4 separate regions of the Homo sapiens genome follow, and regions 2, 3 and 4 are each linked to region 1. Evidence: chromatin contacts called from ENCODE Hi-C or POLR2A ChIA-PET data. All regions are on one chromosome and are shown on one strand. Each heading gives the region's core, a stretch centred on a gene start or an enhancer-like site at or near the end of the contact. The rest is flanking DNA. Distances are from core to core; before and after follow the strand shown.

The links. A loop is a pair of places that touch in the nucleus more often than their neighbours do. ChIA-PET counts read pairs that join two places held with the same protein, here RNA polymerase II (POLR2A). Pooled maps may share reads with other maps.
Region 2: a map of CD8-positive, alpha-beta T cell shows a loop between it and region 1 (4-fold over the local background). The contact joins the promoter of COL9A2 here to the promoter of RIMS3 in region 1. A Hi-C loop is called at or near these places in 1 of 168 maps with a recorded cell type or tissue (CD8-positive, alpha-beta T cell), 2 of 37 single-sample maps with no recorded cell type and 6 of 50 pooled maps.
Region 3: a pooled map shows a loop between it and region 1 (7-fold over the local background). The contact joins the enhancer-like site here to the promoter of RIMS3 in region 1. A Hi-C loop is called at or near these places in 7 of 50 pooled maps. POLR2A ChIA-PET finds 5 or more read pairs at or near these places in 3 of 52 experiments (Panc1, RWPE1 and SK-N-SH).
Region 4: a pooled map shows a loop between it and region 1 (4-fold over the local background). The contact joins the enhancer-like site here to the promoter of RIMS3 in region 1. A Hi-C loop is called at or near these places in 1 of 37 single-sample maps with no recorded cell type and 5 of 50 pooled maps. POLR2A ChIA-PET finds 5 or more read pairs at or near these places in 4 of 52 experiments (B cell, CD8-positive, alpha-beta T cell, Caco-2 and 1 more).

The regions. Positions count from the first base shown.
Region 1 is chr1:40,661,719-40,669,718 of GRCh38, reverse strand. RIMS3 (regulating synaptic membrane exocytosis 3) reads left to right here and starts at 4,037. Exons shown (of 8, transcript NM_014747.3): 1 at 4,037-4,325. LOC105378675 (a long non-coding RNA gene) reads right to left here. Exons shown (of 2, transcript XR_947238.3): 2 at 2,043-3,731. RefSeq lists enhancers at 549-598, 659-808, 5,769-6,426 and a silencer at 3,892-4,321.
Region 2 is chr1:40,314,795-40,322,794 of GRCh38, reverse strand. COL9A2 (collagen type IX alpha 2 chain) reads left to right here and starts at 5,509. Exons shown (of 32, transcript NM_001852.4): 1 at 5,509-5,672; 2 at 7,131-7,205. The coding sequence starts at 5,598. RefSeq lists enhancers at 5,378-6,014, 6,015-6,651, 7,435-7,694 and silencers at 5,825-6,334, 7,095-7,194, 7,205-7,264.
Region 3 is chr1:40,999,715-41,007,714 of GRCh38, reverse strand. CTPS1 (CTP synthase 1) reads right to left here. Exons shown (of 19, transcript NM_001905.4): 10 at 6,598-6,686; 11 at 5,461-5,555; 12 at 4,539-4,601; 13 at 1,621-1,664; 14 at 170-266. Among named protein-coding and RNA genes, the nearest start is that of SLFNL1-AS1, 11 kb to the left of the region's middle. RefSeq lists a silencer at 492-692 and enhancers at 1-830, 3,575-3,724. Within about 2 kb of position 3,859, at least 12 of the 41 ENCODE cell types and tissues checked have a DNase peak (open chromatin) inside an H3K27ac peak, as active enhancers do.
Region 4 is chr1:40,333,605-40,341,604 of GRCh38, reverse strand. No RefSeq gene overlaps it. Among named protein-coding and RNA genes, the nearest start is that of COL9A2, 20 kb to the right of the region's middle. Within about 2 kb of position 2,749, at least 6 of the 41 ENCODE cell types and tissues checked have a DNase peak (open chromatin) inside an H3K27ac peak, as active enhancers do.

The DNA of each region.
Region 1 (8,000 bases), core at 2,788-5,287:
CTGTGGTCTACCCCCAAACTCAGAGCATATAGATCACTGCTCCTCCCCCAAGCCCCACTTGTCATCCAGCCCACCTTAGTAAGTGCCACCCCACTACTCTCTCTCCACAAGATGCAGCTTGGAGGACGTCTCCTCTGGGATCCCTCCCCACTGCCCCCACCGCTTCCTGGGGTGAATGAGTCCTCTGTAGCCATCAGGATTCGCTGTATCAGGAGTGTTCCTCTGCTGTCACCTCTGATGACTATTTTCCTCAATTCAGAATCCCCAGCACCTGCAAAAGGCCTGGATAAAGGTAAACCTCAAAAAAGTTTGTTTTATTGAATTTTCCCAAAGGTTTGGCTTTATTACATTAAGAGCTGAGGCCAGGAATGTGGCAGTAAATTCTGGTGCCACCACTTAGAAAGACAAGTCACTTTTTTCAAGCCTCAGTTTCCGTCCATCAAATGGAGATAAGAATACAGTGCACCTACCTCGAAGAGCTGTTTTGAGGGGAAAATGAAATATGCTAGGTTAAGTGTTTAACACAATGCCTGGAACATGGTTAGTTCCCTCAAAAAATTAGCTGTTATTTATTTATTTTTAAATTCTCGCCTTGATGCTCAGAAGGGGCTGAGCAGGAACAGAGGATTGCAGTTCTTAGGATGGCCACGCGAGGGAAGTGGTGAGCAGCCTCCAGGAGGACTTCGGCTCGGCTGTGCCAAGGCACCTGCTGAGGACCCAGATGGCCCGCCTGGGGTTTCCGGGACTTCCCGGCCCCTAAACATGTGGGCGCTGGCCAGAGCGCCGCAGGAGAAGCCTCTGCCAGGTGCTCGGTCTCGACTCTCACAGCCCCAGCCATCCCTCCTGCTCGTCCCCGTCTCGGCTTGGAGGGGCTGGCGGGCAGGAGGGGACAGGGTAGGGGGCAACCAGGATATATCCCCTCCGTTTTGTCATTTGTCTTTCAAACTGACTTATGGCCATTTCTTCTGTATAGAAGCCTTGTAGTCAAACATTTCCATGTTTTCTCTTATGGCTTCTAGGTTTCATCATGCTTAGAAAGTCTTTTCCATCTCCAAGATTATTAAAATATTCACTCATGTCTTTTTTCTGATACATTATGGTGTTAAATATGTGGTCCACCTGGAATTTATTTCAGTGTCGAATAAGGGCACAGCTTTTTGTAATTTCCCCAAAAGACTTGCTGGTTATTCCACCCATTTGATCTCCGCCACCAACCCCCCCCCCCCCGCCCACAACCCCCTACCAACTCCGCCCCCCATTTGTCTGAAGTGCTGTCTTTTATTCATTCATTCATTTAGAGACAAGGTCTTGCTCTGTTGCCCAGGCTGGAGTGCAGTGGCGTGATCACAGCTCACTGCAGCCTTGACCTCCCAGGCTCAGGTAATCCTCCCACTTCAGCCTCCCTGGTAGCTGGGACTACAGGTGTGTGCAATCATGCCCAGATAAATTTTTTTTTTTTTTTTTTTTTTGAGACAGAGTCTTGCTCTGTTACCAGGCTGGAGTGCAGTGGTGCGATCTCAGTTCACTGCAACCTCCGCCTCCTGGGTTCAAGCGATTCTCCTGCCTCAGTCTCCCAAGTAGTTGGGACTACAGGTGCATGCCACCACACCCAGCTAATTTTTGTATTTTTAGTTGAGACAGGGTTTCACCATGTTGGCTAGGATGGTCTCAATCTCTTGATCTTGTGATCCGCCTGCCTCGGCCTCCCAAAGTGCTGGGATTACAGGTGTGAGCCACCGCCCCCGGCCACAAGTTTTGTATTTTTTTATAGAGACAAAGTTTTGCCATGTTGCCCAGGCTAGTCTCAAGTGATCTGCCCGCCTCAACCTCCCAAAGTTTTGGGATTACTGGCATGAGCCACTGTGCCGGGCCTGAAGTGCTATCTTTATCATACATTGAATTCCCTTGTGGGGCTGGATCCATTTCCATACTCCATTTTGTTCCACAGATCGGTCTAGTCCTGCTTCAATACCATACTGCTTTAAATACATTGACTTTATAGTATGTTTTAGTATCGGGTAAGACAAATCCCTTTTCATTACTTTTCTTCCTGGACTTTTTATTCCTGTATGTTTATTCTTCTATATACACTTAAGAATCAACCCCCTCTCCACCCACCTCCCATCCAGTCCTTCTGGTAACCAATATAGAACTTTGAAGATACTGAAATTATATGCAAAATATACATTGCACATCTCCAGAGAGATAGTGCTAAGTTTTCATCAGATGTGCAAAGGGAACCCCTGGTTTACCTGTCTCTGTGAAAGGGGCCAGGGAGGAGCACACAGGAAGCCTGATTCCTCTCTGTGCTCCCACCCCTCACCTCCACCCTCGTTCCAGGTCCTGCCCTGGCCTCCATCCCACCTCCCCTAATCTAGTCCCCCTTGCTGCTCCAGAGTAACCCATTCTACCACCCAGGCCCTAGTCCAGGCCTAGGCCTGAGGTAGAATAGCTGATAACAAAGCTTTAATTAATATGTAAATATAATCAGGAGCCCCAGCTCCACCTCTGACCAGCTATGGAACGCACTTTGAGGCTTTTCACATTGTAGGGCCTCAGTTTATGCTTCTCACAGACCAGGTGAGAAGGGAAGGCGTAGGATGACTATGCCTCCTAGCAATCCCCAGGAGGATCCTTTAATCCCAATAATTTTCCTTTTTCTCCCCACCTTCCCACTCCCCATTTACTTTTTTTTGAGACAGAGTTCCCCCTGTCACTCAGGCTGGAGTGCAGTGGTGCGACCTCGGCTCACTGCAACCTCCGCCTCCTGGGTTCAAGTGATTCTCGTACCTCAGCCTCCCGAGTAGCTGGGACTATAGTTGTGTGCCACCACACCTGGCTAATTTTTGTATTTTTAGTAGAGATGGGGTTTCACCATGTTGGCCAGGTTGATCTCGAACTCCCAGCCTCAAGCAATCCACCCACCTTGGCCTCCCAAAACACTGGTACAGGCATGAGCCACCGCACCCAGCTCCCATTTACATTTTAATTCATGCCCTCAGCAGGGAGACTACTGGTTTTACATGCCTCCAGCAAATATTAATTATTCTGTCCTCTCTGTCAGTGGGTGGAATTCAAAACACTGGAGCCCAAGAGTGGAACTGACCAGTCCTAAGCAAGGTTAAATATACAAGTTGGGGCAGGCACGACCCTAGGAAAGACTTCATACAGTATCCTCCCGGGCTGCAGAAGAACCCAGGACTCCAGGAGTCTATTTGGAAGTTTATATAGGCAGATGCCAGGCCCTAGAACAGAGTTTCTCAACCTCAGAAACCTGCTGACATTTCGGGCCTGACAATTCTCTGGCGCAGGGGCTGTCCTGTGCATTGAAGGCGTGTAGCAGCATCCCTGGTCTCTTCTCATGAGACGCCAGTAGCAACCTCCTCGTTGGGAAAACCAAAAATGTCTCCAGACATGGTCGAATGTTCCCTGGGGGGCAAAATCGCCCCAAGTTTAAAACCATTGCTCTAGAAGTAGAGAGCGCAGGGGAAGCAGGTTAACTTGGGCTTCAGGGCCGGCCACTCTACTTCCTTCTGTCTGAAAGGGACATTATAAAGTCTTTCTCTTCATACCAGGCACTTGGGCAAGTCTTTTCTCCTATCTGAGCTTCAGATTTTCCATCTGTAAAATGGACTTGACGTTTGTAAGTCGTTTCTTCTCTTACCATCTGACGTTCCTGGAACTGCTTCAGGGCAGGGCAGGGCAGGGGGCGCCGTGGTGCCTGTGAGGTCCTGGGAGGTGCCCCAAAGAAAAGGAAGGATGAGAAAGAACAGATAGGGTAGGTGGTGGAGAGGGGAGGCCGGGCAGGAGGCAAGAGAGTCCTAGGGACACGGAGAGGAATGAGGCTTCCCCAGACCCCGCTTCTTGGAAGCCTCATTAATGTAGGTCCCCCAACCACAACCCGGCAAGCCAAACTCCCCGGATTCCCCTAGGCCCCGCCCACCACCAAGGTCCGGCCCACTGGCCCCGCCCATCCACGCGGCCCCGCCCCCGGCAGGCCCCGCCTCCCCTTCGCCTCCCGCCGGCCCAAGCTTGGGCTTTGCACCCGGCGGCGACTGAAAACGGTGGCTGCTGCGGAGCCGGCAGCGCAGGCGGGCGGAGCGGAGCTGCCCCCGTGGTGGCGGGCGATGCCCCCGTGAGCCTCCCTCGCCGCCCCTCCCCGCCCCGCGTGCCTATCCACTCGGAGTCCGCGCCAGCCTGGGGCCGGGCCGCGCCTACTGCCGGGTTCGCGGGGCGGGGTCCCGGGGCAGCACCTGCCCCGCCTTGCGGAGCCGCCTCGGCCTGTGGAGGCCCCCTCCCTGTCTGGACCCCGGCCCCACCTCCGGGTAAGTCAGCAGGCCTTGCTCGCCTGGGAGTGGACGTGGGGAGGGGGCTGCAGAGGTCTGGAGGACCACGGGGGGAGGGGGGCTCTGGCCATGAAGCGCAACGTAGGTATGTGAGTGTGCAGGGGCGGGGGTGGGGGGATGAACACAGGGTGTGAGAGGGCTCTGGGGAGGGGACTAAGGGATGAGAGAGGGACGTGGGGTGTTTGGGGAAGCCTGGAAAATGGGGAAGGGGGCCCAGAGTCTTGAGTTCTTTGCTGATGCTCAGAGCTCCTGGGGCCCTGGTCTTCAACAGCATTGCCTGGCATGGCATTTTTGGAAAGTGCTTAAAATCCCTCCTGGAAAGGGAGCTGGAAGGCAGCCTGCTTTTCTCCCTTCTGCCTGTGCCCTGGTTGAGAAGCAGCCACTTTTTCCTCAACGTGACACCGTTGTGGTGTCCAGAGGACCCCCTCCACCCCATAAAAGAAAAGGAGTGCTGCTTACTCCAGCCCTGGGGTGGGAAGAGGGGGCTTTGGGAAGCTGGGAATGCAGTTGGTCAGCAGCATGGTGCAGAGCCCAGGGTTCAGGGAGGCTTGGCAGGACCCTTGATGGGCAACTTGGGCATGCTCTCATTCATAGGGAGGAGCTCTTCCCTGACTGGCCGCCTGGGTACCTGGACTCCATGTCCCCATCACCTCTGGACAACTCAGCCCTGAGGAGTGGGTTTCTTCAGTGTCCTGGTCCTGAAGGCTCAGGAAGGATCCTGGAATGGGGTGGGCAATGGCATATCAAGGCTGGAGAACAGGGGGCATTGGCTGGCACTGCCACTTGGGGCCTGTTTCAATGTGGTCCTTCAGGGCTTGGACACCTGGGTGAATATGTGTCCAACCCTAGCCCCAGGGGTGTTATCAGGATGTAGGGAAGAAGGCTGCTGCTCCTTTGGTCCTGTCCTCTATCCATGATGACTTCTTAAGTCTGGGTTCCTTGGGTTTGGGGCCTGAAGTCATGGGAGGAGGATTGGGCCTGGTCAACAAGGGGTTAATGAGCCATCTCCCCCACCCCACCATAGTTGCTGCCAGCCACCAATTAGTCTGTAATCAGGCAGCTGCCAACTGTCCCTGGGGGCATGTGGGTAGCCTAATGGGGCATTCTTGGTTGGGAGGCGGGGTGGGTGGGTTGGCAGGGATGTGCTGGGGAGGTGACCCATGTGCCCTGTGCTTAAACCAAGCACCATGCCCTTTGTTGTTTGTTTAGGGCCCACAGACCCCTTCCCTGCCTTCTGTTCCTGACTGCCTTGCTTAGGGACTTCCAGCCCTGGGGTTCTACACTTATCCGACCCTTTGCAGGGTATGAAGCCCAGAGTTGGTTAAACTTGGCTTCAAACCCAAGCTCTGCCACTTTCTGGCTGTGTGATATTGAGGAAATCACTTCCCCTCTCTGAGACTCTTTCAGTAAAACAAACCCAGCTGCTATGTGGGTAGCAGGAAGGAGTGAGTGAAATGGTGGATTTGAGCTGCGCAGCACAGTGCCTGGCACTCAGGAGGGCTCAGCAGCTAACTGCTGAACTCATGAGCAACCCCTGTGCCAAGTACTTGCTGGGCGGGCGTGCAGGAGCCAGGTGCTGAGGACCCAGCAGGGACCACGGTCCCTTCTCCCAGGGCATGTGGTCTGTGTCACTGTCTTAACTATTCTCTCTCCCTCCCTCCTTGCTCAACGACGCTTCTGGTCTCTGGACTTTAATTGGATTTTACTGCGCAGAACCCAGGCCTAAAGCTGCTACTCTCTGGGCTTCCCAACTTCCTGCCCAGGTGCTGAGCTCTGTGGGGTCTGTCAGGGGTCTGGGTGATGTCTGCAGCTGCAGTAGCAGCTGGCCCTTTAAGGAGGGAAGAAAACAATTATCTGGCCTGGGCATTGCATCAGCTGGAGCCTGGAGGGTCCCTGGGGAGGGGGGAGCAGGCTGGTGGTTGATTTCATTAGTGCCATGTGAGAACTCTCACCTGCCCCACTCCCCAGCCACAACCTTCTCCCCCAGGCAACAGCTGCCTCAGTGCCTCCTCCCACTCCAGGGGCACCACCTTGGAGAGGTCTCTGTGTGTACCCCCCAGTCAATGTCATGGGCCCCAGAAGAGGAGGGAAGTGTCTCTCACATTGGCCTTTTGCTGACTGTGGCACTGTCTCTCCTGTTAGCAATCTGCTGACTTGGGGTGCAGGGTGCGTCTCCTGTACTGGCATTTTGCTGACGATGGGGGTGTTTCTCCCACACTGGCATTTTGTTGACCCAGGGGAGGAGTGACTTCTACACTGTCCTCACTGACAGTGGGGCTGTCTCCTACACTGGTATATCACTGACCTCACAGAAGAGCTTTACCAGCTGGGGTGTGTGTGAACTGAAGGCGGAGGTTAGAAACAAGTGCTCTCTGGTTGGAGGTGAGCTTGCTGGGAATGGTGAGTCACAGGGGTTGTGTGGTTTGGGGCAGAGAAGAGACCAGGCACTTGGGCATCAGACAGACAGGATTCAAATCTAATGCCTTCCGCTTCCAACCTGTTACCACTTCAGGCAGGTGGCCTCAACTACCAAGTCTCAGTCTCCTCTGGAAAATAGGAATAATTTATACCCATACTTCTCCACCCCATCTGGAATGTGGTTAGGGAATTAACTGTAGTAACCAGATGTATAGTACCTAGTCTAGAGCTGGCAGGGGGAGGGTGCATACTGTATGATGGTTCTCTTCCCTTTGCAAGTTTGGGCTTTTCATAGCTTGAGCTCAAGAAGCCTGGACAAGAAAAGGAGGGTCCGGGAGGAGTGAAGAAAAAAGGAGAAAGAATGCCTGGCCCTCTTGCCTCTGTGGCAGAAGGATGCATTCAGTCCACCAGGTACCTCTGATGTATCAGACTCTATGAGCCAGGCGGCCCCTGCCCTCACGGAGGTGACATTCTAGTGGGGACATGACCCAGAGCAGGTAATTACACATGGCATGTGTGTAGAAAGGAGGGACTTGGGCTCTGGAACCTATCACTGAAGTTGCTCTCCTGCAGTCTGTAATCTGGGAAAGGTTCCTGGAGGTGGCGACATCTTAGCTGAGTCATGAAGGGTGCCAAGGAATTGTAGAGGCGAAGAAGGGATGAGGAAGGGGAACTGTGTGTCTGAGGCCCTGTTGATGGTGAGAACAGGCTTGGCGTGGTAGAGGGAGGGCAGTGTGGGCAGGCCCAGGACAGCCTGGCCCGATTTCCTAGTCTAGCAGGATACTAAAGACTTGGGAATTTATCCTCAGGCCAATGGCAACCCCTAAAGGGTTTTAAGCAGAAAAGGCAAGATCAGATTTCCCCAGAATGTTAGGGTCTATGGCCCTCAGGCAGAGCCTTCTTGGGAGTGACTTTTTGCCCTCTCCTACCCTTTTCCCTGTGCAGCAGCCTCGGTCCCAGGGAACCGGTTGTTTATGTGGCTGGCCCCAGGAGGGAGGACAGCCAGTCCCAGTCCCTCCAGCTCCTTCTCTCTGGTCTAAGCTGTATCGTGGCCTTGTTGACAAAGCTCAGCCCTTGGGGCCAGGTTCTCCCAACCTCCCTGGGGAGCCAGAGGGCAAGAGGCAGGGTTTTGCACCAGGCTGCTCTGTGCCCACATCCCAGCTCTGCAGTTCCTGAGCTGGGTAATCTCTGGGAAGGCATACCCGTCTCTGAACTTCTGTGTCCTCAACTATAAAA
Region 2 (8,000 bases), core at 4,260-6,759, 350 kb after region 1:
GTTTCGCTCTTATCGCCCAGGCTGGAGTGCAGTGGCGTAATCTCGGCTCACTGCAACTTCTGCTTCCCAGGTTCAAGCGATTCTCCTGCCTCAGCATTCCTAGGAGCTGGGATTACAGGTGCCCACCACACACCTGGCTAATTTTTTGTATTTTTACTAGAGATTGGGTTTCTCCATGTTGGGCAGGCTGGTCTCAAACTCCTGACCTCAGGTGATCCGCCCACCCTGGCCTCCCAAAGTGCTGGGATTGCAGGCGTGAGCCACCGCGCCCTGCCAGGTATTCTTTTAAGTGTTTCATAGAGCTTGTCTTATTGATTTATAAGAGTTCTTTGTATGTTTTCCATATTAATGCTTTGTCTCGTAATGTATACTGTAAATTATATAATTTATATAATATATATTATCTAAATATATATTTAGATATGTAATTGTATATGTAATATATATATGTAATTGTAAATATACATTATAATACAGGTGTGAGCCACCACACTCGGCCAACATGGAGTTTCCTTATACAGAAATGTAGATATATGACTCTCAACTTTTCTGACTTTTAATTTTATCTGTAATTTTTATTGTAAAAAAACTTAAAAAGTGTGATAAAGTGTAGAAAAGTGTGATAAAGTCAACTTTAAGCATTTTTCTTATCTTTTTTAGGTTTTGTGTACTGCCCAGAAATGTTTTCCATGACAAAAAAAATTATTTTTTAAATTTATTTTAGGCCTTTTATAATTTGCTATCTTTATATATGGGCCCTCAATTAATTTGTTCAAGAATATAGTTTTGGTATGCTGATATAGAAATCTAAGTTGAATTTTTTTCTGAATATATGGCCAATTACCTCAACATCTAGTCTACCCTTTCCTCACTGCTCTTGAATTTAACCTTTATCATAAACTAAATATATATACTTTCATCATAGATTTCAAATATTATATATATATACATCTATGTTGCCCAGTCTTGAAATCTTGGGCTCAAGGGATCTTCCCACCTTGGCCTCCCAAAGTGCTGGGATTACAAGCATGAGCCACCATACCTAGCCATTTGTTTTTAAGTTTCTATTTTTATTTTTTGTGTTTTTAGAGACGGTCTTGTTCTGTCACCCAGGCTAGGATGTCATGGCTCAATCATAGCTCACTGCAGCCTCAAACTCCAGGGTTCAAGTGATCCTTCCACCTCAGCCTCCCAAGTAGCTGGGAGACACCACTACACCCTGCTAATTTTTTTTTTTTTTTTTGTAGAGAAAGGGGTCTCACTGTGTTGCCCCAGCTGGTCTTGAACTCCTAGCCTCAAGTGATTCTCCTGCCTGAGCTTTCAAGAGTACTGAGATTACAGGTATGAGCCACCACACCTGGCCAACATGGAGTTTTCTTATACAGAAATGTAGATATATGACTCTCCACTTATTCAGGGTCTCCCTGTGCTTTAAGAGTCCTATGCAAGAAGTACCTACTGAGGAGGCTGAAGTGGGAGGATCACTTGAGCCTTGGAGGTCAAGGCTGCAGTGAGCTAAGATTGTGCCACTGCACTCCAGCCTGTTTCCAAAAACAAACAAACACCCATATGCAATTGGCTGGAACCTCCAGTCCATGTCTTGTGGTCCAAAGCCTTCCCTAAAATTTATATATATATATATATATATATATATATATATATATATATATAATTTTTTTTTTTTTTTTTTTTAGACAGAGTTTCACTCTTGTTGCCCAGGCTGGAGTGCAGTGGCGTGCTTTCAGCTCACCGCTACCTCCACCTCCCAGGTTCAAGCTATTCTCCTGCCTCAGCCTTCCTGAGTAGCTGGGATTACAGGCATGCACCACCATGCCCGGCTAATTTTGTATTTTTAGTAGAGATGGGGTTTCTCCATATTAGTCAGGCTGGTCTCAAACTCCCGACCTCAGATGATCTGCCTGCCTCGGCCTCCTAAAGTGCTGGGATTACAGGCGTGAGCCACCTTGCCTGGCCTAAAATTTATCTTGATTGGCTCCAGCTTTAAGCTTCAGCTACCACTGGATTGGTTCAGTTTATAACCCCAAGTGTGGCAGGATGTATTTTCCAAAGATGGTTGCATCAATAATAAAAATTGCATCCCCAGGCTGGGTGCAGTGGCCCACACCTGTAATCCCAGCACTTTGGGAGTCCAAGGCAGAAGGATTGTTTGAGCCCAGGAGTTCAAGACAACCTGGGAAACATGACAAGACCCTGTGTCTACAAAATATAAAAAATTAGCTGGGTGCATGGCTGGGTGCAGTCGCTCACGCCTGTAATCCTAGCACTTTGGGAGGCCGAGGTGGGCAGATCACTTGAGGTCAGGAGTTGGAGACCAGCCTGGCCAATGTGGTGAAACCCTGTCTCTACTAAAAATACAAAAATTAGCCAGGCATGGTGGCAGGCGCCTGTAATCCCAGCTACTCGGGAGGCTGAGGTAAGAGAATTGCTTGAACCCGGGAGATGGAGGTTGCAGTGAGCCGAGATCACACCACTGCACTCCAGCCTGGGCAACAGAGCAAGACTCTGTCTCAAAGTAAAATAAAATAAAATAAAAAATTAGCTGGGTGCAGCGGTGCATGCCTGTAGTCCCAGCTACTCAGGAGGCTGAAGTGGGAGGATCAGGAGCCCAGGAACTTGAGGCTACAGTGAGTGGTGATTCCTCCATTGCACTTCAGCCTAGGTGACAGAGGGAGACCTTGTCTCAAAAGTAAGAAAGAAAGAAAGACATAAATAAATAAATTTTATCCCTTATTCTCTTCTTAAAATGTGACACTGGCTGGGCGCGGTGGCTCATGCCTGTAATCCCAGCACTTTGGGAAGACAAAGCGGGCAGATCACGAGGCGGGCGGATCATGAGGTCAGGAGTTCGAGACCAGCCTGACCAACATGATGAAACCTCATCTCTACTAAAAAGACAAAAATTAGCCGGGAGTGGTGGCGTACGCCTGTAATCCCAGCTACTCCAGAGGTTGGGGCAGGAGAATCGTTTGAATCCAGGAGGCGGAGGTTGCAGTGAGCTGAGATTGCGCCACTGCACTCCAGCCTGGGTGACAGGGCAAGACTCCATCTCAAAAAAAAAATTAAAAAATGTGACATTAACATTCATCCTTGAGGTGGGGTCTCTGTTCCCTCCCCTTGATCATGGGCAGACCTTTGCAATTGCCTCAACAGTAAGAATGTGGTGAAGGTGCCACTGCATGACTTCCAAGGACGGGTCCTGAGTGGCAATTCTCTTCAGTCTGGTGCTCTCCTACTCCCTCTGAGCTGCTATAGAGGATGTTCAGCTACCTTGAAGCTGCCATGTTGGAGAAACTTCATGGAAAGCCCACAAAGAGATAAAGGAGAGAACTGTCCAAGCAACTCCAGCTGTTCCGGCCCCAGCGGTTGAAGGCTTCCCAGTACTGACATCAGACATGTGAGTGAAGAAGCCTTCTAGGTGACATCAGGCCCAGCCACCATCTGACTATGACCTTATAACAGACCCCAGGCCAGACCGAACCAGCAGAGTCACTCTCAAATTCCTAATCCAAAGAAATTGTCATTTTAAGCTGCTGAATGTTAGGGTGATTTGTTATGGTGCAACAGGTAATTAATACATCAATGTGTGCTGTCCAGACTGTGAAACTCATCCTCTTTCCATAATTTCCACACACAAAAAGAAAACTTACTCACACAAGGCCTTTCTTGTGGTTAGCCCACAAAAGATGGAGAGATAAGTGATGTGAAACAAACAACTTAAAATTGAATTTGGACATCCCAGTTCTAAAAATCCTTTATAGGTTTACCCCACCCACCCCAAGCAATGCCCACCATCCCTCTCTTACATCCTCCTCCTCTTGCTCTCATCTTCCAACAAACTTCAAATTCTTCTTCACTCTGTTAGGCAGAGCAATTACATTCTCTCAAGCTCTTTCTCCCAAACTCAGCTCCAGGACAACCTTTCAAAATCCAGAGCCCTTTGCTAACCTGCCCAATGGAGTTGGACTTTTCTAGCTTCAACTAGGTTCATCATTTTAGCTGATCTGCCTGTGGCCAGCTTCCCCACATTGGATGCCAACCTAGTAAAACAGTCATCCATAAATCATAAGGAAAGCTAAAATGTATCAAGCACCTACTATGTGCTGGTTCGAGGTTAAATGCCTCGCATGAGTCATCTCATTCAATTTCCACAAAAACCCTTTAAGATAAGGACAATTTGCTGGGCACGGTGGCTCATGCCTGTAATCCCAACACTTTGGGAGGCTGAGGCAGGCAGATCACCTGAAGTCAGGAGTTCAAGAGCAGTCTGGCCAACATGGCGAAACCCCATCTCTACTAAAAATATAAAAATTAGCCAGGCATTGTGGCTCATGCCTGTAATTCCAGCTACTCGAGAGGCTGAGGCAGGGGAATCATTTGAACCCGCGAGGCGAGGTTGCAGTTAGCTGACATCGTGCCACTGCACTCCAGAGCCTTTTAAGACTCTGTCTTAAAAAAAAAATATATATATATATATATATGGACTATTAGTATCCCCATTTTACAGATGAGGAAAATGAGACTTCATAGAGTTTGGGGTGCCTGTGGTCATATCTATAATTGTGAAAAAGTCAGATTCCAAAGCATTTTACCAATATTGCCTAAGTGAGTGGGAGGGAAGGGAAGGCTCTCTGGAGTCGGGCTATGCTGGACAGCGGGGTTCGGAAACTCTGGTGAATAAAGTGGTAGTTGTTTCTATGAACATGGAGTGAGAAGGCCCAATCCTAAACACACCAGTGCTTAAGGCAGCTGCAGAGAATTAAAGGCAATAGAAAAAGGGGAGCTGGATGGCAGGAGCTTGGATGGGGAAGACTTCAAGGGCAGGTGAAGATGCCAACAGCTTCCTGCCTGGAGGACCGAAGAAGGGTTGGGCTTCACTGCAGACCTCCAGGAGACAGATTTGCTTGTTGGGACAGAGTAGGGAGGTGAAAGCGAGGTGAGGAAGTTCGGGGGTGGGGGAGGTGCACACAGCTCCACTAAAGAGCTGGAAGAGGCCGATGGAGTATTCATGAGACGGCTGATCCAGGAAGGACTGTGGCATATTAATATGGAAAAGGCCTGTTTGTTTGTGCTTGGAGAGGAAGGAGCCAGAGGAGAGGGGAGCAAGGTGGGCGGGAGCTGGGGAGAGCCTGCAGCAAGATCTGCAGAGCCCGAGGTGCTCTCGGCCTGGGCCCTGGAGAGGACGTAGGGTAAGTGATGGGGCACAGGCTGTGCGTCAGGGGGAAGGTGCTGGGGCCTGAAGGTCCCGAGGGGAACCTCAGACGGCCTTATGCCTTCTCACAAAGAAACTGGACCATCATCTCCGACCCGCACCCCGGTCGCCCCTCGAGGACAGAGGGTGGGCGCAGGAGGCTGGACCGAGCGGGGCGGAGCTGGATGCCTGGCGCCGGCCTCCCTCCCGGCAACCCCGCCGGTCCTCTCAGGTGACAGCTCACGCCGGCCCCCGCCCCGCCCCCCGCATATTCAGGAGCCCCAGCCCACCCTGCCCGCGAACAGCCAGCGCTGGAGGAGCGCCGGGAGACTCTGCCGTCGGTGCGTGCGCGGACACGCACCCGTCCCCCTTGGTCTCGCCGCCAGCCATGGCCGCCGCTACGGCCTCCCCCCGCAGCCTCCTTGTTCTCCTCCAGGTGGTAGTGCTCGCTCTGGCGCAGATTGTAAGTTTCGCAGCCCCTCCGCTGCCAGGGTCCAGGGTGCGGGGTCTGGAGTCCGGGATGGAGGAGCTCTGCCTGTGTCCCGCGCCTACTGACACCCCTAGCCCGAGAGGCCACCTGAGGACAGCGCCGCGGGCAGGTCCCCTCGGTGGGTGCATACATGGTGCCCATCGCGGCACCGTGAATGGAGGTGGCTGAGCCGGAGAGTCAAACGGGACCCGTCCCCAGACGCGCGGCCCGGCCCGGGACAGGCAGCGTGGGGCAGGAGCTGGCGCCCGGTCCTGGCAGCCCGGGGAGCCCAGGTGGCGGGGCATACAATGGTGCTCATTCACCCGCTGCGCAGCCTCCGCCCCCGCCGCCTCCCAGGGGGCGCCGGCTCCAACCAGACGCCGCTGTCGCCCCGAGGCGGCCTCTCGGCCCTGCCCGCCTACCCACGTCTCCCTTCCGAGGGCCGCCGGGGGCTGCGGGCGCGCGGGTAGGGCAGAGACTGGGCCCGGTCGGGTGCTGGGTGTGGTTTCGAGCTCGCCTGCGGGGCGCCAGCCTGGCACTTCGCGGCCTGGGGAGGTCGTGGGCACCGGGACCCCTGCCTGGGTCCGAGCTGGCCTCTTAAAAGGGCCGCCTTTTAAGATCTCTGATCTGTTCAGAGATGGGCAGCAGGATGGAGACTCTCCAGCTGTGAGCTCGCCTCATCTTGATATGACTTGTGACCTCCCTGAAACCTCACACCCACCCAGGGGCATTGAATTGCAGGCAAACGGGATCCAGAGAGAGGGTCTGCTTTCTGGGAGGTGCCGGCTCCTCCTGCTCCCCTGCAGCAGTCAGGGCTTAGCAGAGGGAGGACCGGGCAGCTGTGCTGCCGAAGGGGCGCTCCGAGTGGGAAGATAGTACCCGCTTCACCTCCCTACACCTCCTTTCTCTGCGCCTCCCCCACTTTCCCGTCGGGTTTTCCCGCACCATGGGGAGAGGAGGAGGCGCTGTCTCTGCCTGTCGTTCACGTAAGAACAACAACCCGAGCCACCGCTCACTGAGGGCCGGCAGCCTGCTAGGCACAACCTTACATTCCATCTGTGATTTATTTGAGCTGTCCACGTCTCCATCTATTCCCCACCGCGACCGCGCAAGGGCAAACTGGCACAGTGGAAGGAGTCGGGCAGATCCAGGGCGGACTCCTGGCGCCGCCGCCCACTCTCAGTGACCATGGACCCTTCACGTTCTGAGCCAGTTTCTTCGACTGCAAACTGGGGCCCGTAATAGCGCCCGCCTCCCGGTTCTGAGTATTCTGTAAGATAATGAATGCATGTAATGGCACACAGTGCCTGCTATACAGAAGATTCTCAATACGTGGGAGTTCGCGGAAGAGCTGCGCCCCTAGGACCCCGCTCCCAGGGTCGCTTGCAGCCCCGGGGACGCCCAGCTTCCTGCACTGTCTGAGGACTGCCCCACCCCGTGTGTGTTTTTCAGAGAGGTCCACCGGGAGAGCGGGGCCCCCCGGGTCCCCCGGGACCGCCGGGAGTGCCTGGATCCGACGGCATCGACGTAAGTCTCTAACCTGAGACCAGGGCGGGAGGGAGGCGGCAGACAAAGGAGAACTTTGTGAGCGCTGTGGTGGGGGTGGGGACTTCGGGGTGCCCGGAGATGTAGTGCCCCTCGTCGCCAATAGGCGGCGCCGGCCCGCACCACAAGGACGCCGTTTGTTCTGCAAAAACCTCAAACCAGCCCTGACATGCGGAGCCCGTTATAGCCGCCGACAGACAAGGAGCTGCTGTTCAGTCCGCCGGCCGCAGCTCACAGCGAGGCCTCATCCCCCTCCTCTCCTTTCCCCTCCTTGTGGGGTAGGAGGCGACTCAACCCCTCACCCTGCCTCTGGCACATCTGGACGCTTCTTCAGGTTCGCTTGGGAGCCTTGGCCAGACCACCGACCAGCTTGGGCCAGACTCCTGTCTCTTCCCTTCGGTTTTCTCTCCCCGATTTAGAATCAGCTGGGCTTGTTCCCTGCAGGGTGAGGGTTAAATACCTCATTCTGAAAGCTCCCGCAGGAGGGCCGCTTGATGTTTACCAGTCTGGACAGACTTCTATTCAACCTGGTGCCCCCACCCCCCAAACACAGGATGCTGGGCCCCCGGCCAGGCCCTGGCTGCTGAGGGCTCTGAAATGCCTGGAGGCCTCTCTGGGGCTGAATCGCACTCTACCGGCCCTGCCTGCCCACCACCAAGGGTCCTTTGGCACTGGAAGGAGGTCCTTCCCTCCTTGGGAACACTGAATTTCCCCCTTGCAGTCCCCCTTGGTCCTTGCCACTGGCTCAGCTTCCCGTTCTCCTGCCCTGCAGTCTGG
Region 3 (8,000 bases), core at 2,610-5,109, 340 kb before region 1:
ATCACAGTGCATCCTAAAAGGGTATGAATAAGAGAGGAAAGAATGAACTTCAAAAGCAAGAACGAAACCAAAAAAAGCCAGCCTGCTCCTCGAAGCCACAGCATCACCCTAAGACACGCGTCCTGGGCACGCAGAGCCAAAGGCTGGGCCAGCGTGAGGCAGCTCTTACTCATGACTGAGTTCTTGGTCTGGAACAGGGTTCTCCTCTTGCCCAGCCTCATGGTTCCGCCCATCTGCCCTGGGTTGTGTTCTGGCATGTCTACGACCTGGAGATGTTCAGAAAACAGACACCAACTACAGAACTCTGCTTCCGCTAGAGAGAAACCTCCCTCGCTGAGTGGGTGGCAAAGGCTTGTAAGTAAGCTCTAATTCTCCAGGCTTTCCTTATGAGACATTTTGTCACAGAAGAAAATGCCTCCCAGTTGGCATTTGTAACCTCGGTTGGGTGGAGGCTCCGTCCTTCAGCCTGTCCTCCTGATCTGCAGACAGGACCACAGCAGCCCCTCCTCAGGCTAGTCCCGCCCCAGCACTGTGGACGGTAAGCATCACTTCCTTAGAAAGACTGATACAGTAGCACAGACACGGACTGGATGTGTCATAACATGTCTGTCATCGCCCCAGCTAGCCTGATGACTGCTCAAAGGCAAGGGATGCAGGGCTAGCACCCTGCAGCTTAGCAAGCATCTGAGGACTGGGTGGGCCATGCACTGATGGCCCAGTCCACCTCTCAGCCCAGCGTTCCCAGGCACCTTCTGATTCCAGGCTCTCTGTGCCCTGTTCCTCCTGACCCCAAAGCCCCATGCTGCAAAACATTTGCTGGTCCACTCCTGAGGCCTTAGTATCAGCAAAGTTCAATTTCAGGTCAACAAACACAGTGATGCTGTCTAAGTGCCGTGAGATCAAGAACTTTGTCCGTCTCATTTAGCACGGTGTCCTCAGTGACAAGGGCAGTCCCAGCATATAGTACGCATTCACATTTGCTGACTGCTGAAAAACGTAAATAAGTGCCCTTCCCTTTACATCCCTGTCACCCTGGGCTGGGAATTCAAAGGTGATTAAAGGCATCGTCCCTCCTCCATGTGCCTAACAGTACAGCGGGCTGAGAATGCCACATGCCCTCGGCATGAAATCTAACGCAAGGTACGCCAGCCTGGAAAATCTTTGGATACGGTTAAGCCAACCAGTGCTCCAACCCAGCAGTTCTCCCAGGACTATGGCTGGGGATCCCATGAATTAATATAAAATATACATATGAAAGCAGTGAGAGCAGCGGCTGGCACACAGTAAGTACACATGCCAGGGTCTCATATTAGTATCTATACTGTGTTCTGGGAGTTGAGGGGAGTAGGGATGGAGAAGAATTTTAATCAGGAATCCCCTCCAGTTTCCTGGGCTGGTACCTGTCTTAAAAACTTTCTGTGGTCAATGAAAGATTAGGGAGGAATTACATAATGAAAAAGAAAAGTTTTTCCTCTCTGGTAGGTCTGAGTGCCCAAAACCTCAGGGTTCTTTGGGATGGACTCAAGCAGTCTCACTTCTTGTCTCTAATCATCAATCACGTTCATAAATGCCCCTTCTACACCCTTCTAAGCCCTGTGGAGGTTCAAACACTTGACTCACCACGGGATGACTGGTCGTAGGGTCAAACTCTGTAGAATTGGCATCTGAAATACCAAAATACTTGTTATGAAAATAGTTACAAACGAAAGTGATTAATAGTTTCATTGCTAAGCTCTAAACACAACTTCCCTCCTCAGTTTAAGATCAGTGATTAGAACAAAAACTAAAGATAGCATCCCCCTGACCTCATCCCCAGACGAGATCTCACTGTTGTCCAGGCTGGAGTGCAGTGGTGCGATCATAGCTCACTGCAGCCTTGAACTCCCAGGTTCAAGCAATCCGCCAGCCTCAGCCTCCCAAGAAGGTCAAACTACAGGGGCACACTACCACATCCAGCTAATTTTTTTTCATTTTTTGGAGAGACAAAGGCTATATTGCCAGGCTAGTCTCAAACACCTGGGCTCAAGCAATCCTCCTGCTTTGGCATCCCAAAGTACTGGGATTACAGGTGCAAGCCACCAGACCGGCAATAAATAGCATTTTTAAGACATAAAATACTCAACCCACACACACGTGAATTTTTTTACGTTAAGTATAACTCTCTGGAAAGTCAATCAGTACAAAATGGGAAAATCAAAACTAATGGCATAACCTAGTAATTTTTAATTAGATACTGTATCTTTGACAGTTTTTTTTTTTTGAGACAGAATTTCACACTTGTGGGCAACAAGTGTGGGCAGGCTGGAGTGCAATGGCGTGATCTCGGCACCAAAACCTCCACCTCCAGGTCTCAAGCGATTCTCCTGTCTCAGCCTCCCGAGTAGCTGGGATTACAGGTATACACCACCATGCCCAGCTAACTTTGTATTTTTAGTAGAGACGGGGTTTCTCCATGTTGGTCAGGCTGGTCTCGAACTCCTGACCTCAGGTGATCTGCCTGCCTCGGCCTCCCAAAGTGCTGGGATTACAGGCGTGAGCCACTGCGCCCCGCCTGTGACAGTTCTTATATTGTTTGTTTGTGTTTTAAGACAAGAGTCTCACTATGTCACCCAGAATGGAGTGCAGTGGCACAATCTTGGCTCACTGCAACCTACACCTCCAGAATTCAAGTGATTCTCATGTCTTGGCCTCCCAAGTAGCTGGGATTACAGGCGCACACCACCACACCTGGTTATTTTTTGTATTTTTAGTAGAGATGGGGTTTTTCCATGTTGGCCAGGCTGGTCTCGACCTCCTGGCCTCAAGTGATTAACCCAACTCAGCCTCCCAAAGTGCTGGGATTACAGGCCTGAACCACCATGCCCAGCCAAGTTTTTATATTGTCTTAATGTTTCAGACTCTTGTCTCTCTGAGATAAACAAGTACTATTTCTTCTATACTTCTTTCATCTTCAGCAGCTAATACAAAGCCCTACTCAACTGTTTCACTCAATAGCTCAGTCAGAAATGAACTGATTTCAACTCAACCTTTCTAACCTTCATTGAACTTACCGTCTAACCAAAGCAAAACCACTAAAGACCAAAAGGCAAAGGACCAAGTTCCTGGTACTATGTGAACGCTGGGCACTGTTCTCCTCCTGGCCTGAACCAGGGTCCAGTCTCAACTGAAGTGTAAGCTCATCACCAAAGCACCTACCCATTTGGGAACCTAAGTGAGAGGCAGAGGTCTGGGGCTGTGAAGGATCCAGGGAGACCAGAAAGCCAGCTCTGGGGTGGCGGGTGATAAGACAGTGCCTCTCAGGACTCAGAAGCCAGCACTCAAGGGCATGCTGTCTACCAAACTAAGCCACACCGCCAGGTCACTGTGAAGCAGCCTCTCAGGGAAAGGGTGAATGAAACCCAGCCCTAAACCATATGCTGGCCACCAGAGTCACTTGTTCTTTATAAAGTCAAACTGCTTTTACATTCCTTCAGGTTACTTTATTTTCCACAGAATTTACAAGGTCTTTCTGAAAATCTAGTATTTGTCGGGTGGGCTACAGAGAATAAATGGGCTGTGGTGGACCATTCCAGGGTGGCCCCAGTGCAGCATGCTCAGTCTTCACACCCATGTGTGTTCTCCTCCCCTGCCGGCTCGGGGCTTGGCCACGTGACTTGTTTTGGCCAACGGGACATCAGCAGGCCTGATAAGTGCCTGCATAACAGGCCTGTCATTTTGGAGTCCAGCTGCCCACCCTGTGTGAGGAAGCTTGGGCTGGATTAATGAATGATGAGCCACTAGGTGGAGACAGCATCTTGACGTCCCGGCTGGGCCGAGCTCACAGCTGAACACAAGGCAGGAGTGTGCCATCTCAGATAGTACACCACGTGCAGCTGAAACCCAGGCACTGAGCCAAACCACAGAATACTGAGATGAGAAGTCACTGCTGTTGGGAGCCACTGAGCTTTAGGGAGGTCTGTCACATAGTAATACACAGCTAGGCGAAGAGCTGATATTATCTGAGCATTTCCCTATTTTCCAGGCACTACTAGAGACTATTTACATACATTATCTCCCTTAATCATGTGAAGTACGTACCTTTATTACTCCCATTTTACAGAAAAAACGGAGGCCCATAAAGGCTAAGTAAATTGCTTAAAATCACCCATAAGCGGTAAGGTTGGAATCTGAGCCCAGTTTCAATAGCTCCAGAGCCCAGGTTCTCATAATAACTGCCCAAGCCTCACTTAGGACAAGGACTTCACACCAGGCACCAGCTTCAGGATGGTGGCCACGGTGATCAAAGTGACAGAATCTCAAGAACAGGAACACAGAGGCAGAAGGCAAAGGAGGGAGTCTGGCTGTGCTCCCTCCTTCCTGCATGGAGGAGCCGTGCTGTTCCTCAAGAGGCAAGGCAGCTCCCTTACGGCACACCATGAGGTGCTAGGAACCCAGGCCTGCCCTTCTCCAAAGCTCCTGATCACCCAGGCGGCAACAGGCCTCATATCCTCCAGAAATACACAAGCGGGAATTGAATGAGTGTCTTAATGCACGCTTACCTTGCCATCCCAGCACGTTTCTTGAGAATTCAACCACTGCCAACTGCATCCCTAAGCACACGCCTTCCAGTCGGGGGGAAAAAACAAACAAAACTCCATTGAAAAGGCAGCTCCTACTTTTCCCAGCAGCCTCTGCAATGGCCTTTGTGTCCTTTATTTGGAGAATTATAATTGCAAACTCATAACTTCCTGCTATGAACAAGTACTCTCTGCTGTTACACTTTACTTGTATTAGATTTCAAAAACTGCATGTAAAGTAGATGAAAATTCTAGATTTGCAAAGTTATCCGATTTTAGAAGTAAGTGATATTCTATTCAGTACTTTTTTCCCCCCAGACAGGGTCTTGCTGTTGCCCACTCTGGAGTGCAGTGGAGAGATCTTGGCTCACTACAGCCTCAAATTTCTGGGATCCAGCAACCCTCCTGCCTCAGCCTCCACAAGTGTTGGGTTTACAGGTGTGAACCACCGTGCCTAGCCTCAGTACTTTAAAATTCAAGTTTTCTTACCCTCTCTCATTAAGTTTTTATTTATAATTGTTCAAGTTGAAAATTACTAAAATGTACAGCACCAGGAGGCATGCAAAATCATTTTGTCCAATTACAGTCAGCTGTTGTGCCAAGTGAGCAGATATAAAACTCAACCTCACGTGTGCTACAAACAGCTGGGTTCATTAAATGGACAGGAATTCACAATTCATTCTCTCAAAATTCCACGACATCTACATGTAGCTCATAAGCATAAATAAGCTTTCCAAGACTGAATTTGTCTCTAAAGAGAAAACATGAAGGCTTCTACTTGAGCTCCTATCCACAAAGACAGCATGTTTCAGTAATCCCCCCACTTTGTTCATAGGCTCCCACGTGGCACCGTTCCCCACTCTTTCCTACTCTTAAGTGAAGACTGCACTGCAGAGCTCCTTACCCAAAAAAGGCTTTTTCTGATTCCGAGCCCAGGCAATTGCTTGGATTTTTCCTTCTGTTCCTCGAACACCAAATCCTCCTGGAACCAGCACTCCACTGCACAAAAGAACAAACCACAAAGGCAATTCCCCTTTTCTACCAGTCCAACTTGCAATAATCGCCTAACGGGCCATTACCAAGACACTGAAGCCATGAATTAACCCCATACATTGTGCTACTGTGACAATGAATTGTATGTAAACACTATCAACTTAGAAACTGCATATGAAACTATGGACTTTTCTTAGTAACTTAAGAACATGCTTATTGCAAGTGAAAAAGATAGTATACATAATTGTAATACTGCCACTGCACTATCTTTGGTACTGAGTTGTTCACAATTTTTTTTTCTTGAGACAGGGTCTCACACTGTTACCCAGGCTGGAGTGCAGTGGTGTGATCACAGCTCACTGCAGCCTTGATCTCCCAAGGAGCTGGGACCACACCCAGCTGGTTTTGTTGTTTTTGTTGTAGAAACAGGGTCTCCCTATGTTGCCTGGGCTGGTCTTGAACTCTTGGGCTCAAGCAATCCTCCCACCTCAGCCTCTCAAAGTTTTAGGATTACAGGCATGAGCCACTGTGCCCAGCCCAAAATTTTAAATACATATATTAATATTAACAATTTATCTTACCTCTTGGCTTAAAATGCTCCCCTAAGGGGGCCTTTCTTCATCAGCTCTGTGTGCCGTACTGACCAAGACACTCAGAAGAAGGTGTACACCTCCGTAATATTCAACTGTTCTAGTGAACCAGAAATTCTTGCTAATGTTTTACTATTATAAATAACAGCTGCCAAAACAACTGATGAGACTCTACTGATGGGTACTCATCAAATGTTCTGGATGAAAAATCCTTAAATGAGCCTCATCAATAGATGCATATGGCAAACAATATCAAAATCAGAGCAGCTTTTCAGATCCAATGATATTGACAAGCTGCATTTTTTAAGGATTAAATCAGATGGCATGTAGTCTTTTCAACAATTAAAAAATATTTTAACAAGTCAATTACCTACTACTGGCACATGAAAACAAGAGGACTTTTTCATTAAAACAAACCAAAAGAACTCTGGAAACCCAAGGCAGCGAACTCTACTCACTGAGCACTACAGAGCTTCTGCCAAGCTTCGTGGTAGCGCACGGGCTCTTCTTGCGAGGTGATGGGCTCCAAGTCCGCAGAATCTATGTACTGGATGTTATTCAGACAGGGGAGAAAAGCAGGCTCGTGACCCCAGGCTGTGCGTTCTTAATTTTTAAATAATATTATCATTTTATCAAAGTTGTCTTTCTTGATTCTGGCTTTAAAGTGATCATCTTAATACTGGCTTTAAAGTGATCAACTTAATATATTTAATAACTTAAACATTTTTTAAATATGAGGTTTTAAAATACAACAGTTTCCTTCAAAATCATTAAATTCCCAAATCTCTCTCTTTCTGCACTCTACTGTGTTCAGGATCGGGTCTCAGCTAAGCCTCTGCAGCAGACTCTAGAGGGCTTTCTGTTCAATGACAGCCTCCTCAGCCCATCTTCCGCCCAGCTTTTGTGGGTTTTTTCTTTTTCTTTCTACCATATTGAAGCATAATTCACATACAATAAAATACAAGCATTTTAAGTGCATACTTTGAAGAGTTTTGTCAAACATACACACCAAGATATAGAATGAGCCGGGCGTGGTGGCTCACACCTATAATCCCAGCACTTTGGAAGGCCGAGGCGGGTGGATCACTTGAGGTCAGGAGTTCGAGACTAGCCTGGCAAACATGGTGAAACCCCATCTCTACTAAAAATACAAAAAAAAAAAAAAAATAGCTGGGTGTGGTGGCATGCACCTGTAGTCCCAGCTACCCAAGAGGCTGAGGCAGGAGAACTGCTTGAACCTGGAAGGCAGAGGTTGCAGTGAACTGGGATCATGCCACTGCACTCCAGCCTGGGTGACAGAGCGAGACTCCATCTCAAACAAAACAAAACAAAACAAAACAAAACAAAACAAAACAAAACATAAGTTACCATCTTCCCAGAATGTGCCCCTCTACCTCCTACCCCAAACAACCTCAGATCCAATTTCTATCATCACAGATTCGTTTTGCCTCTTATAGAACATCATATAAATGGAGCCAAATAGTATATAACCTTTTGTGTCTGGCTTCTTTTGCTTAGTGTTTTTGAAGTTCATCCATGTTGCTGTGTTTATCAGTTGTTTGTTCCTTTTCTTTTTTAACTTTTTTTTGCAGAGACGGGGGTCTCGCTATGTTGACCAGGCTGCTCTCGAACTACTGGTCTTAGGCGATCCTCCCACAGCAGAGCCTCCCTAAGTGTTGGGATTATGGGCTTGAGCCAGTCAGTGTTCAGCCTGGTTTCTTCCTTTTCATTGCTGAGTGGTTTCTACTATATAAATAAACCATTACAAATTGATCCATTGACAGGCTATAAATATTTGGGTTGTTTCGAGATTTCAGCTATTACGAATAATTTGTCCATTTGAATAAAAATCTTTTTTTGT
Region 4 (8,000 bases), core at 1,500-3,999, 330 kb after region 1:
TAAAACCACCCAGCTGCAGCCATGTGCTGAACCTTTCATGAAAAAGGAAGAATGACTAAGAGGACAGAGCTGTGATCCCAGAGGGCAGAGCTTTGAGCTGCAAAGTATTATTTCCAGGCTTTGAAACCTAATGGAGTTTGTCTAACTTAATTTTGAAATTGCTTGGGACTAGTGACTCCTCTATTTCTTCCTTTCTCTCTTTTTACATGGGAATGTCTATTAGTGTTATCCTATGCTAGACCCAGTATCGTATTTTGGAAGCAGAAGCTTATTTTCTAGTTTCACACGTCCACAGGTGGAGAGAAACTTTGCCCCAGGATAGATTATGCTGAGTCTCATCCAAAACCTAATTTAGATAATATCCATGATAAATCTGAAACTCTTGAGCTAATGAGATTTAAATGAGACTTTGAACTTTGAGTTGATACTTTAATGGGCTGAGATTTTTAGGGACCTTGGAATAAGGTGAATGCATTTTGTTCGTGAGACAGGTATGAATACTGGGGCCAGAGAATGGTCTGTGGTAGGCAGAATAATGATCTACCAAAGATGCCTCCAGAACCTGTGAATCTGTTACATTACATGGCAAAAAGGGACTTTGAAGAATTGATTAAATTAAGGATTATGAGACAGGGAGATTATCCTACATTACCTAATAGGCCCAATATAATCACAAGGTCCTTAAAAGTGGAAAGGGGGCCGGGCGTGGTGGCTCATGCCTGTAGTCCCAGCACTTTGGGAGGCTGACGCAGGCAGATCACTTGAGGTCAGGAGTTCAAGACCAGCTTGGCCAACACGGTGAAACCCCGTCTCTACTAAAAATACAAAATTATCCAGACGTGGTGGCAAGCACCTGTAATCCCAGCTACTCAGGAGGCTGAGGCAGGGGAATCACTTGAACCTGGGAGGCGGAGGTTGCAGTGAGGCGAGATCACACCATTGTACTTCAGCCTGGGCAACAAGAGTGAAACTCCATCAAAAAAAAAAAAAAAAGTGGAAGGGGAAGACAGAAGAGAGAAGCACAGGGAGATTTTACTATAGTATGGTCAGTAAGATGTAACTTTGTTGGTTTTGAAGATGGAGGAAGGGGAAACCAAGAAATGTGGGAAGCCTCTAGAAGGTGGGAAAGGCTGGGCAATGAGTTATCTCCTTGAGCCTCCAGAAAGGAACACAGAGGAAAAACAATGGAGCAAAACTGGAAGCAAGGAGTTAAAATAAGAGGCAGTTGCAATACCCCCAAGCAAAAGAGGATGGTATGCTGAATAAGGTAGGTGCAGTGGGGATGGAGAGAGGTGGATGGATTAAACACCTATGAGGTATAGTCACTGGGACAAGGCGATAATATTTCTCGGGGAGGAGAGAGGGAAGTCTCTTCTCCAGGATGACATCCATAGTTTTGGCTTATGCAATAGGGCAGAGGGTGGGACCACTGGCTGTGTAGGCCACACAGGAAGAGGAACAGGTTTGTGGGCAAGAAGATAATTTCATTTGGGACATGTCAGTTTGGTGGTGCCTGTGGAACATCTGAGAAGCAGTTGGATAAGCAGGTCTGAGACTCAGGAAAACATATAGGCAGCAGTTAAAGTCAACCCGATGGATAAGATGGCCCAGGAAGAGTATAAAGAATAAGAAGATAGGACAGGACCTTGTAGAGTGCTAAGTAAGGGTGTGCAGAGAAAAGAAATCTGCAAGGGGCCTGAGAAAGAACAGCTGGAGAGGTAGGAGGAAAGCCAGGAGAGTGTAGTTCATGTAAGCGGACACTAAAGCTTATCAGTGTTGGACCAGCACTGGGAAGGAATCAGATGGAACAAGTGGGAGGTCAGATGAAACCAGGGTCAGGATTGGCAATTCTGAGGAGTTTGGAGTTGCTCTGTTCTAGCTGGAGAGAGAAGCACCTGTGGGAAGCTGATGGTTGGTATTTTCTGCCAGGCATAAGAGGGCAGCCAGAGGCCAGGTGAGCAAACCTGTTTAGCACTCTGGCTCAGCCCAGAATGGGCAGCTGTTTCCAGGAAGGGGTTCTAGGTCGTCTCACTGTGCTGTAATTAAGAGACTCAGCCCCTGCCCCAACTTGCTCCACGGGACTGACCAGCTGTGTTTGCTCTTCTCTAGCAGGGAAGGGGGATCATCTGTCACCTACTCTGTTTTCTGAACATTCATCCCACTCCCTGCCTTTCTTACAAAGTTCCTTCTGCCAATTAACCGGGTGTGGTGGCGGGCGCCTGTATTCCCAGCTACTTGGGAGGCTGAGGCAGAAGAATCGCTTGAAACCGGAAGGCAGAGGTTGCAGTGAGCAGACATTGCGACACTGCACTCCAGCCTGGGCGAAAGAGCGAAACTACATCTCAAACAAACAAAACGAAGTTCCCTTCTGCCGAAAACAAATATCCAAAGCGTTCTGGGCACTGTGCTAAGTACTTCATGGTCATCAAGAGACACTATTCTCCCCATCTCACAAATGAGGAAACTGAGGCTTAAAGAGATGAAATGACTTGCCCAAGGTCACAGTCAGTATGTGGTAGAACCAGGATCCAAGTCTAGCTGAATCCAAATTCTAAGTTCTAACTCCCCAGAAACCACGACTGCTCCCTCGCTGGGTTCCCACAGTGCTTTATCTGCCTCTATGCCCGTTTCATCTCGCTAGCAGCTCCTGGAGAAAGGGGCTTTTAATTCGTCTTGTCAAGCTGTCATCATGGTGTGCTGCCGCAGAGGACCACTAGGTGCCGCCAGAGCACCAGCCAGCCTGATTTACTGCTCACCTGGAGTCGGTCTAAAGGAGCAACTGGTGGGGAAGGGAGCTGGGCCTTTTCTTCCTGCCCTGCAGCCCACCTCTCCTTCCTATCGGAGGTGGGAAGAAACGACTGGAAGATTGGAAGGTTAGAAATTAGAGATTTGGCCGGGCGTCGTGGCTCACGCCGGTAATCCCAACACTTTGGGAGGCAGAGGCAGGTGGATCACATGAGGCCTGGAGTTCGAGATCAGCCTGGCCAACAGGGTGAAACCCCGTCTCTACTAAAAATACAAAAATTAGCCGGGCGTGGTGGTGCACATCTATAATCCCAGCTGCTCAGGAGGCTGAGGCAGGAGCTGAGGTTTGAACCCACGAGGCAGAGGTTGCACTGAGTCGAGATGGCGCCACTGCACCCCAGCCTGGGCAACAGTCAGAGCTGGTCTCAAAAAATAAATAAATAAATAAATAAATTTAGAGATCTGAGGAGTGTAAACTGGAGCAGCCCAGGGCTCAAGTCAAACAGAAGATCCTAAGAGTTCTCTAAGAAAGCTAGAACCAGCAAAATAAAATATTGCGGCAAACATCTCCAGGCTGGGTCTCAGCCCCACTCCTCTGTCCTCCCTTTTTGTGCAGATCCTAAAATGCACAACCCTATGCTGTGGCTGTAGTGGAAAGTGGGGAAAATGTATGTTACTGAGACCTATCCAGAGCTAGAAACTGTGGGAAAACAGGTGTGTGTCCTTGGGGAAATCACTTCACACCTCTAAGCTTCAGTCTTCTTGTAAATAAAATGAGGATAGGCCCAGCACAGTGGCTCACGCCTGTAATCCCAGCACTTTGGGAGGCCAAGGTGGGAGGATCGCTTGAGCCCAGGAGTTCAAGACCAGCCTGGACAACATAGTGAGACCTCTTCTCTATTAAAAATAAATAAATAAATAAAATGAGGATAATCAAGGGACCTACCTCGTTGAGCGGTTGTGAGGAGTTAAAGACAAAATGCATGTACCACACTGATACAATATCTGTCATATAGCAAGTGCTTAATAAATATTGTTATAAACACAATAATTATGATAATATAAATATTTAAATGATAAGCATTATTGTTGTATTTGTCAGGATTCTCCAGAGAAACAGAACCAATAGGATATATATAGATAACGTAAGAGGAAATTTATTACGGGCGTTGGCTCATGCGATTACAAAGGCCAAGAAGTCCAATGATAAACTGTCTGCAAGCTGAGAACCAGGAAAGCCGGTAGCGTAATTTAGTCCCCAGTGGAAGGCCTGAGAGTGGGGTTGGGGAGGGAAACCGGTTCAAGAACCAGGAGCTCCGATGTCCAAGGGGAGGAGAAAATAGATGTCCCAGCTCAAGGACAGAGAGAATTCACCCTTCCTCTGCCTTTTTATTCAAGCCCTCAATGGACTGGATGCTGCCCACTCACATAGATGAAGGTGGATCTTCTTTGCTCTCAGTCTACTGATTCAAACGTTAACTCTTCCAGAAACACCCTCAAAGGCACACCCAGAAATAATGTTCTACCAGCTAATATCCCTTAGTCCAGTCAAGATGACACGTAAAATCAGTACACAAAATTAACAGTCACTGCTGGGCGTGGTGGCTCACGCCTGTAATCCCAAAACTTTGGGAGGCTGAGGCGGGAGGATCACCTGAGTTCAGGAGTTCGAGACCAGCCTGGCCAACATGGTGAAACCCTGTCTCTATGAAAAATACAAAAAAATTAGCCAGGCATGGTGGCGGGTGCCTGTAATTCCAGCTACTCTGGAGGCTGTGGCAGGAGAATTGCTTGAACCCAGGAGGCAGAGGTTGCAGTGAGCCGAGATCACACCACTGCACTCCAGCCTGGGCAACAGAGTGAGACTCCATCTCAAAAAACATTATAAGCAAATCAAAGAAAATTGAGGACTACCAGATTATAATTTCTGACCCATTATCTTTCACCCAACTTGGTCTTGAACAACTAGTAGCTATTTCTCAAATCCAATCCACCTTCAAGGTTTAACAAACAAATAAAAATATGTTCACACACCTTCAAAATAATCTGATAGAAGTTCTGAAGATAGGCTGGGTGAGGTTCACACTTGTAATCCCAGCACTTTGGGAGGCCGAGGCAGGCAGATCACGAGGTCAGAGGATCCAGATCATCCTGGCTAACAGGATGAAACTCCATCACTACTAAAAATACAAAAAATTAGCTGGGCTTGGTGGCACACAGCTGTAGTCCCAGATACTCGGGAGGCTGAGGCAGGAGAATCGCTTGAACCCGGGAGGCAGAGGTTGCAGTGAGCCGAGATCGTGCCATTGCACTCCAGCCTGGGCAACAAAAGCAAGACACCGTCTCAAAAAAAAAAAATTAATGATCACCATTAATAATAAGTGGTAGTTCTCGGCCGGGCGCAGTGGCTCACGCTTCTAATCCCAACACTTTGGGAGGCCGAGGCGGGTGGATCACCTGAGATCAGGAGTTCAAGACCAGCCTGGCCAACATGGTGAAACCCCATCTCTACTAAAAATACAAAAATTATCCAGGCGTAGTGGTGCAGGCCTGTAGTCCCAGCTACTTGGGAAGCTAAGGCAGAGAATCGCTTGAACCCAGGAGACCGAGGTTGCAGTGAGCTGAGATCGTGCCATTGCCCTCCAGCCTGGGCAACAGAGTGAGATTTGGTTCCAAATAATGAAAATAATAATAATAATAATAATAATAATAATAATAATAATAAATGGTAGTTCTTAGCTGCTGCCTTCATGATGACATCATTTAATTATCTTCTCACACTACAGGCCTGACACATAACGTCCTCAACAAATATTTGTAGGATAAAAAAATAAAAATAGTTTTCACTCATGTTCTCTGTGTTAATCCAGCTTGTTGATCCTGGAGAGACTTTCTGGATGTGGTGTCTTTAAGGATCAACAGGAGTTTGCTGAGGATAATTGCACCTTCTATATTAAACAGAACAGTGCCTAGATAACAGAGAAAGTGTTCGGTAAATACTTTGGAAAGAAGAAAGGGAAAGAGGAAGAAAGGAAAGGGAAAAGAGAGAAAAGAAGGAAGAGGAAGAAGAGAGGAGTGAAAGAAAAGCTCAAGAAGGGCCTGATACACTGTCTCACGCCTGTAATCCTCACATTTTGGGAGGCCAAGGCAGGAGAATCACATGAACCCAGGAGTTCAAGACCAGCCTGAGAAACATAGTGGGGCCTTATCTCTTAAAAAAAAAAAAAAAAAAAAAAGACACAAAACAACAACAAAAACCTTAAGATTTTTTCCTTTAAAACTTAGCCTTCACTTGAAACTCATCAAGGAGGTTTTAAATTTGAGCTAAGGATCTCTGAGACAGGCTGCAAATAGGATCTCTAGCAAGACGTGGTTTTGTTTGTTTGTTTTTTGAGACGGAGTTTCGCTCTTGTTGCTCAGGCTGGAGTACAATGGCGCAATCTCATCTCACCGCAACCTCCCAGGTTCAAGCGATTCTCTGCCTCGGCCTCCTGAATAGCTAGGATTACAGGTGTGCACTATCACGCCCAGCTAATTTATGTAATTTTAGTAGAGACGGGGGTTTCACCATGTTGGCCAGGCTGGTCTTGAACTCCTGACCTCAGGTATCCACCCAACTCAGCCTTCCAAAGTGCTGGGATTACAGGCGTGAGCCACCGCGCCTGGCCCAAAATGTTTCTTAGAGAGCTGATATCACTACACTTTAGGTCCCGATAGTCCCACAAGTTTCCTCTAATGTAGCTGTCAGCACACTTCTGTCTTATCTGAACCCCTACCCTAAGTGTGAGCTCTGTGAAGCTAGGGGCTGTATCTATTTTGACCAATGTTGTACATATTTAGTACAAAGAAGGTGCTCACTAAATTTTGTTAGTTCTTAAACTGGGCTGAGTTCTAGTTCTGGTAATGGCAGAGTAGATTGTATCTGACTAACTCCCTCATAGATAACAACTATAAATTCTGCTAAAAATATTTGGCAATGATAAAAAATAAAAACTGAATTAAGGCACTGTAAAGTGACGAAAACCAGGCATAAGCTGGAAGGAGATTCCGTGTTTCAAATAAGGGAACCACACTGGGTATGATCCACATTTATATGGATTTTCCACCAGGGAAAATTCTTCAGTTTCCACAGCGCAGAAAGCTAGAATTCGAGCAGAAATTCAGAACTTAATTTGTCAATTAAATCAGAAGATAGAGTTCAGGCTGTTACAGTGACTGAAAATTGAGGGAGAAACCCCAGAAACAAAAGATCCAGAGAAAATAACCAAAAATCTGCACATAAACTTCCTCAAATCCTGAGCTAAGCCTTGAATCGCACATGCACAAATAAGACTCCAAGTCACTCAGCGGGGAAACCAATAGCTGGAAGGATGAAATTAATGAGCAAAGATTTTAGCTGCTGCTCACTGCAAGGAAGACAATTTGAAGTTGAAATTCTGCCACATTATCAGGGCTTGGTAAAAGACAGTCCATCAAAACCCCAAAAGGACTATACCTAAGGAGAAAACCCTGTATCCTGAGTTAAGAGATATAGCCTATGACCAGGAGCAAAATAAAAACTAGACTTAGACCGGGCGCAGTGGCTCACTCCTATAATCCTAGCACTTTCGGAGGCCAAGGCGGGTGGTTCACCTGAGGTCTGGAGTTCGAGACCAGCCTGGCCAACATGGTGAAACCCCATCTCTACTAAAAATACAAAATTAGCCAGGGAATGGTGTTGGGTGCCTGTAATCCCAGCTACTCAGGAGGCTGAGGCAGGAGAATCGCTTGAACCCAGGGGATGGGGGTTGCCCTGAGCCGAGATCGTGCCATTGCACTTCAGCCTGGGTAACAAGAGTGAAACTCTGTCTCAAAATAAATAAATAAATAAATAAATAAATAAATAAAGTAGACTTATTCTAACAAAGAGTAAAATCAAACACCCACAAGTTTGAGATGATCCACCAGTAATTTAACTGCTGGCAAAAAAAAAAAAAAAAATTGACACTATTCAGAGGAGTATAACAGAATTCAGAATCTCTGTAACGTATCACTCATGGTCAATGTGCAATAAAAACTATTAGACATGCAAAACAACAACAACCACACACACAAAAAAATGTGACCCATAGACAAGAGAAAAAAAGTCAATAGAAACAGAGCCACAGACAATTCAAATATCAGAATTCGGAATCAAAAACTTTAAAGTAACCATGACAAATTGTCCTTAAGAGTCTACAGGAAAGGATGGTTATATTGGGTTTAAAAATGAAGAA